Linked DNA regions of Homo sapiens: region 1 is linked to region 2. Evidence: chromatin contacts called from ENCODE POLR2A ChIA-PET data. All regions are on one chromosome and are shown on one strand. Each heading gives the region's core, a stretch centred on a gene start or an enhancer-like site at or near the end of the contact. The rest is flanking DNA. Distances are from core to core; before and after follow the strand shown.

What was found. ChIA-PET counts read pairs that join two places held with the same protein, here RNA polymerase II (POLR2A).
Region 1: POLR2A ChIA-PET joins it to region 2 with 15 read pairs in BJ. The contact joins two enhancer-like sites. POLR2A ChIA-PET finds 5 or more read pairs at or near these places in 2 of 52 experiments (BJ and HEK293).

Annotation. Positions count from the first base shown.
Region 1 is chr14:76,917,609-76,921,014 of GRCh38, forward strand. No RefSeq gene overlaps it. Among named protein-coding and RNA genes, the nearest start is that of LINC01629, 40 kb to the right of the region's middle. RefSeq lists enhancers at 690-3,406, 927-986 and a silencer at 1,365-1,515. Within about 2 kb of position 1,288, at least 35 of the 41 ENCODE cell types and tissues checked have a DNase peak (open chromatin) inside an H3K27ac peak, as active enhancers do.
Region 2 is chr14:49,999,295-50,002,581 of GRCh38, forward strand. The region is part of intron 1 of LINC01588 (long intergenic non-protein coding RNA 1588); the gene reads right to left. Among named protein-coding and RNA genes, the nearest start is that of LINC01588, 6.6 kb to the right of the region's middle. RefSeq lists enhancers at 809-1,456, 1,443-1,492, 2,473-2,522, 2,533-2,742 and a silencer at 1,973-2,102. Within about 2 kb of position 1,622, at least 40 of the 41 ENCODE cell types and tissues checked have a DNase peak (open chromatin) inside an H3K27ac peak, as active enhancers do.

The DNA.
Region 1 (3,406 bases), core at 38-2,537, about 27 Mb after region 2:
TTACTTTTATTTTTGTCATTTGCTTTACTCTCTTAATTTCCACTCTACCTCCCAACCCCCAACCCCTGTTCCCACCCATATCATTGCCTGTTAAAAGCAGCGGGAATTCTGAAGCCAGCCTTGTCCTCATTTAGGATGAGGACCTGAGCACAGAGGGATATTTTTCTTGTGGCAGCTGTGAGCTTTGCCAACCCCACTGAATTCAGGCTGGCCACAGCTCATCCCATGAGGCCAGGTATAGAGCCTTTCCTAGCAACAGTTGCAGAATCACAGCAGAGAGCGCTCCTGGGATCTGGCCCCCAGGGTTGGTCCATTTAAAGAAGCCACACTTGAGCCTGAGCCTAGCAGAGCTAGTGAGAGAAGAGTGTTGGCTCCATGCTGGCACGGGGCCTGCCTGTCCCTCCACCCCTTCAAGAACCCGTGACAAACAACCTTGCCTGGTGCCCAAGTGCCTGCCAAGCCCTGTCATATTAAAACCCTGGAAGACTCGGCAAGGAGTCCAATTTCAGCCCAGCAGGTGGGGAAACCAAGGCAATAAGAGCCCAATGTGACCAAGGTCACACACAGCTCTGGCTACAAGGCCCCGGAGGCCGGGCATCCAGGGCTGCAGGCTAAGCACCGAGCACCCTCACCCTCACCCCAGCCAAGGCTCAGCTGGGCACAGAGGAGGAACAAACATCCCCCACGTCATTCAACAGCAGAGCCCAGAGAAAGGCCCAGCACTTCCCCTCCATGAATGCTATTGCTGGTCCCCTCCCTCCCCTGGCGGGAGGGGGGGATACAGAGGCACTGAGACTCCCTGGAGCCTCTTTGGCAAGTCATTTCCAAGCCAGGCAGCCTGATCTCAAGCAGCTCCCAGTTGAGTGCCTGAAACACCAGACATCAAAAACCTGGCAGGCCTGGGGAGAAGGGAAGATTAGATCATTACAGCAGAATGAAGCAAACCAAAAACCCAGAGAAGGCAGGAGGGACAGAGGCCAAGAATGTTTCAAGGCAACCTGAAACTCCTTCAGATGAGAGCGGCCCGTACAGTGGCAGCTTCCCCTACTGCCAGGAAAGCCTGGCGTGTCTCAGCCCCTTTTTGGGTGGAGTAGGGAGTGTACTGGTCCATACACGTGCGCTCGGAGGTGATGGGAACAGGAAGCATGTTCTGGTCTTCCATGTGCACACACATTTGGACACATAAACGTGCATGCACAGGTGTCCAGGCCAGGCGTGTAAGCCCCCAGGAGTGCATGCGTGTGTTTGCGTGCAGTCTACAAACATGTTTTCACAAAGCTCAAGGAGAAGCAATCAGTCATCTCCAAGGAATCTTAGCAACAGCCATCCCCAGAAAAGGCTCCTGCCAGCTGGGGCAGCGATGAGTCAGCAGAGGCGTCGTGGGGGAGGCGGGAGGCGAGGCAGCCTCAGCCCTGGAGCCTGAGCCGGCCTCTCCCTTCTCCTGGGAAGGCCTCCAGACCCGGCCTGGCCGCCACGCCTGGGTCACTGCTTTGGCACTGATGTCCGAGAACACATTCCTGGAACTGGCCAGCACAGGCGGCTGGAGGGTTTTTCCCTCCTCCTCTCTCTCCCTCTCACCCTCCTGTCCGGGCCCCACACCCGCCCTTTTATTTTTCCTTCTTGCTGCAAAACCAAAACACCGTGTTCACGAGTTCAGGCGCTGTAGCCAAGTGGCAGGAGCTGGCAGAGCAATTGGGAAACAGGAGCTGCCTGGCCCAAGCAGGCCAGGGGATGAGGACACCTCTGGCCAGCCACAGAGAGGGCCCTGCTAGGGCTTGCTGAGCCCTGGTTAAGTACTGCAGGGCAAAAATGTCATCGCCTGGGGCCCCAGGGAACCGGAGTTCAAGGTGGCAGCTCCCAGAGAAATGGCCTGTGTCTCTCTGCCCCAGTAGCAGAGCCCGAGGTCACTAGCAGAGGATGGCGGCTGGAAGGTGACCAAAGGAGCAGAGAACCACAATTATTAATCATGAATCCATTGCCTGAGTGCATACACAGTCTTCAGAGCCACCTCAGGGTAGAATTATGTCCTTATACAGACAGGGAGGTGAAGGTGTGGGCAGGTGAAGGAATTTGGCACAAGGTCACGCAGCTAGCTTTTAGCCACGGAGCTTGATGGAATTAATCCAGCTTCGAGCTGACTTGGAGGCTTTAACTGATGGGCCACACTGGCTTTTCTTCCTGGGCTGCAGCTACACAGTATGCCAGGATCGCAGCACTTACAAAAAATAAAATAAAATAAAAACAACAAAAAAAGAGCGAGTGCTGTCTCCTATCTCTCCCCCACCCGCATGCAAACAGATCTGGGGGAAGAGCCATCTGCAACCTCAGCAGCGGAGGTGGTGGCAGCGGCGTGGCAGGCGGCGGTGGCAGGGGCAGTAACAGCCCAGCCCGAATCCCTGGCCTCTTTACTGGAGGCAGGAAATGAATAAAAGCTAAATGAGTTTGAAAATGCCAGGAGGCAGTGTTTATCCCCTTCCCCCACCCCCTCCCCCTGGCAAGGACCGCGTATAGTTACAGTTTAATCTTGGAAATGCCAGACAGCTGTTCCCCGTTGCTAAGAGACTGGCCCACATTATGCAGATGTCAGGGGCCTCAAATGTCTGCCGGAAATTACAGATCATGTTGGAAGAGCAGAGGGGCCTTCTCTTGACTGGGGAAGCGCAGTGGGAGACTCCTTGGGTGGATGGCAGAAATAAGGGGCCCACCCTTTCCGGGTCTCTTCCGAGGCTCTGAGGCTCCAGCCTGTCCCTCCTCCCAGCTCCCCGATGCCTTGGCTCCCACCCCAGGTTCCGGCCTCCATCCTTTGGCAACTGTGCCAATGGCCATGTCCACCCCCCACCTCCAGTGCTCCTTCTGGGACATCTTTCTTCAGTCCAGTGTCCCTGTCTGTCTTCCAGTCTTCCCAGCTGCTGCGATGCCACTGAGCTGGCTGGGTCCCAGCTGGGAGGAGGAGCAGACCCCACTCGAGGAGGGTAGGATTCCACTCCATAAGCTCTCCTCACCTGGAGCGGAAAATGGGACACACTCACCACACTCACACCCTCCCTGTCATCCCCCACCCCATGGAAAGCCAAAGGAGGGCTATCACCATGGCAACTGCAGGCTACACGAGCTGCTGCATCACTGGTCCCTGGGGAAGGGGAACTGCCATCTGGGCAGGGGGTTGGGGGAGGAGGAGGGGGAAGTCCTTTTCCAAACTGGAGCTCTAACATGAACCCTGATGGAAGGTGACGGGGGAATTCACCAGGGCTCTGGGCTGGGAGGGAAGCAGCTCAGGCTGGAGAGGGGCATGGGCAGGCTGCAGGGTGGTGCCCGGGGAGTCCATGGCAATGCATACGGTCTTCAGGATGACCCCCAGGTACCGTGGGGGTGGGGGAGGGTAGGCTGCGGCCCGGTGTGGAGTGGG
Region 2 (3,287 bases), core at 372-2,871:
CGTGCAGGACGTCATGTCCTGGCTGCTTTCCTCTGAGTCACAGAGCTCGCCACAGCACTTCTTCCTCCGCCTCTTACAGGCCTGGCCAGCCAGGAAGTCACAACCACAGCTAAGAGGTTCTGTGCTGAGCATCTACAGTAGCCCCCAAGTGAGGCCAGAGGTAGATGGTAATGGGTCTGAGGCTTGGGGCCATTTCACAGGACAATCATCTCTATACTTTTCATTTTGGTTTTAGAACTCTGTGGGATTTCTTTATCTCAAATGCCCTTATCAGTCTGCAGATCTCCTGAAGGCTCATCTGGTTTGCTAGGTCTTAGTCTGCTCAATACAGATGATAAGATAGTGGGTGAAACAAGAGGTTTGGTAACATAAGTTCCTGATGACATGAGTTGTACACAGTATATGTGCAATTTCTCAACACATGTTTGGCCTAAACACTTGCAAATACACCATCCTGAGCTAAGAGAGTGACTTTCTTTGATTTTTTTTTTCTTTAAGCAATGACACTAATCCAACAACAATCATTGGAGAATGCCTACTATTTTCCAGGCATTCTCACAAGACCACCAGATTCAATGTGAGAGATCCCCTGCCCTCTAGAGTTTTACAGGTTAATGGAAAGGGGTTTTTACCAAGAAGCGCAAATCCAAATTACTCGTTTCTTATGTTAGCAACTTCACCCTCAGGAGTAAGCAGCAGCAGCAGCCAAGGGGCACACAGAGCCACAGGCTAAACACGGTCCACAGCTTCCTGAAATCAAAGGGCTTCAAAGATTTGGAAGACACATTTCTTTTGATTTTTAAAGCAACCACACACCTATTCTGGAATAGTGTACAAAAATCACATAGGCCATCCCGACTCCTAACTGAATCCCCTCTTCCACCGTCAGAGGACGAGGGCACTTTTTGGCATGATGGAGAGAAGCGAGGGGGCAGGGGTGGCCAGAGAGACGGCTGGAGTGGAGGCGGGGGCACCAGCGTGGGGTGAAGGCAGAGGCACCACGGGAATGTAAATTGCAGGACGCATCCTGAGGCAGTGAGTGTTCGGGGCATTCTTGTGGGTGGTCACTTGGGCCCTAGATTAAAGGCAGAAACACAGAAATGCCTTGGGGGACGTTGTAAACTTCAACAGCTCTATCTGTTGTTTCAGGAATGAGGGAGAAACATTCACCAGAAGCTTCAGACTGGGAGGAGACAGAGTCTTTGAGGCAACCCAGGGGCTTCTTAGCTGCAGCTGTGTCTGCTTTGAAGTTCAGTCCACTCTCCCCAGGAAGCCAAGAGGCTCTCAAGTGCTTGCAGCAGAGAAGTTTCATAGAACAGAAAGAGCAGACAGAGGCACGCTGCGCCCTCCAGCACGGCTGCCTGGCAGGAAGCTTTGCTGAGTAACTTTGGTTTTAGTTGGAAACCTTCTGTCATGTTCCTGTCGGGGCAGTGTGGGGAGTGTGGGCTGCACTGTGGCGGGTGGGTTAGATTTCCTCCTTCCATGCAGTGGACAGGGATGTGGGATGGGGGCACGAAGCCATGGACAAGTGGATAACTGACCTTGAGAAGATGTAGAGGTCACCACAGAGGGTTTCCAACTCACGAAAGCATTTCTGCTATGGGAAGGACAAGGGACGCTGGCCTATGGAACAGGCCACCGGAGATTCCAGAGCAGAGCCCTGCCCAGGCCTCCAGACTTGTGGCTTTAATTATCCAGTTAGTCATAGGTTTACTGTCATCCAAGTTTAAGAAGCTTGACTGTGACCCATGTGCAAAAAAAGGTTGTTCAGGCTTTTTTTTTTTTTTTAAAGCCACTCTGGGCTGTTCAGCAGGCTGAGACAGGATCCCCAGAGCCCACCAGCCCTGCAGAAGTGGGGACTGCCTACCTGCACTTTTCTTTCTTAGGCACTTTTATCTTGAACACAGAGCCTCAGGCATTGGCCAGTCCGGTTAGTCTGGAAAAACTTGAGAGCCAACAGTTTATTTCTGCTCTGAGGGCAGTTTCACTAGCACAGAGCACATGGCGAGCAGAGCCCAGATTACAAGGCTGGGCGGGGCGGGGCGGGGGCGGGGGCGGGGGCGGGGGTGCAGGTGAGGTGCTTCGGCTCTGACGGGCGCTGGGCTGCTCACCCAGTTTTACATGGGAAGTGGTAGGGCCCTGTCTCCCCTGGCCCCTGCCCATGCCCCGGGAGAAATGGGTATGTTTGGGTGGTACCTTCCTGCATGGGCAGAGGCAGGTGATTGTATCGCCAGCCCTGGAGCTCAGCGTGCACAGCTTGGGCTTCCATTTGGAGGAACCTGATCCTTGGACTTGAACACTCTGCTCTTTGTGTTTTGCACAACAGGAGAGTCCTGCTCCTCGCTTAGCTCAGCACAGCGAGTCCCCTGGCTTCAGCTTCCCTCCTGAGCACCTGACGGTTGTCGGTTTACTGTGACTCACTGCCATTCTATCTGCCTGGGCTTATGTTTCCAGCATCTCACCAGAGCTGTTGTGACCCATCTCCTGGGCAAAGCCTTCCACGGAGAGGCTGCCGGGCCAGCAGGAGAGGAGACCCAATCCATCCATCAGCATTTGAATAATTCCATCCACACATACTTCTCTTCCAAACACCCGGGCTATTTTCCTTTCCCTGAGCCATGCAAGCCCAAGGAGCCAGCAGGGTTGCGTGCTCTCAGGAGTAGGACACGTCACATCAACTTGAGTGCTCCAGGAGCCCTGCCACAATGGTTTCTTTGTGAGATCATCTTTGCAGCGGTTTCCTGAAGCTCTGGCCTCCTTCCTGGTATCTTCACACATTCTAGGTGTTTCAATTCAGTAAAAACATAAGGGCCTTTTGACTGCTCACTCCTGCACTTCACACTGGGAAGGACACAGAAGTCCCCAGAGAGTGCCCTGGACGACAAAATGTAGTTCAGAGGTATCTAAGGTGGGTTCCACCCAAAAGGGTCCCACAAAGAAAGAATTCCAGGGCCAATTAAATTTGGGGATCTGCATAGTCCATCTCTCTCTTGGTGATTCAAAACATATATTTATATATATTAAAGGTTCTGAGAAGTCCTGTAAGTAAATCCTGTTCCACTTTTTAACCCACCATCTCCCAAACCCAGCATGATACTGATATCAGCATGCTACTCTTTTCATATAACACCTACTTATATATGAAGGAACTAATTGAGGTCTTTTGAGATATATTTTAGGAAATGATCTAACAGTGGTTTTTAACCTAAGGAAACACCTCACTAGAGAGTGCTTGGGCACAGGAGGTGGCATTTTGGGTTGTCACAAAGATGGGGAGGTGCTACTTG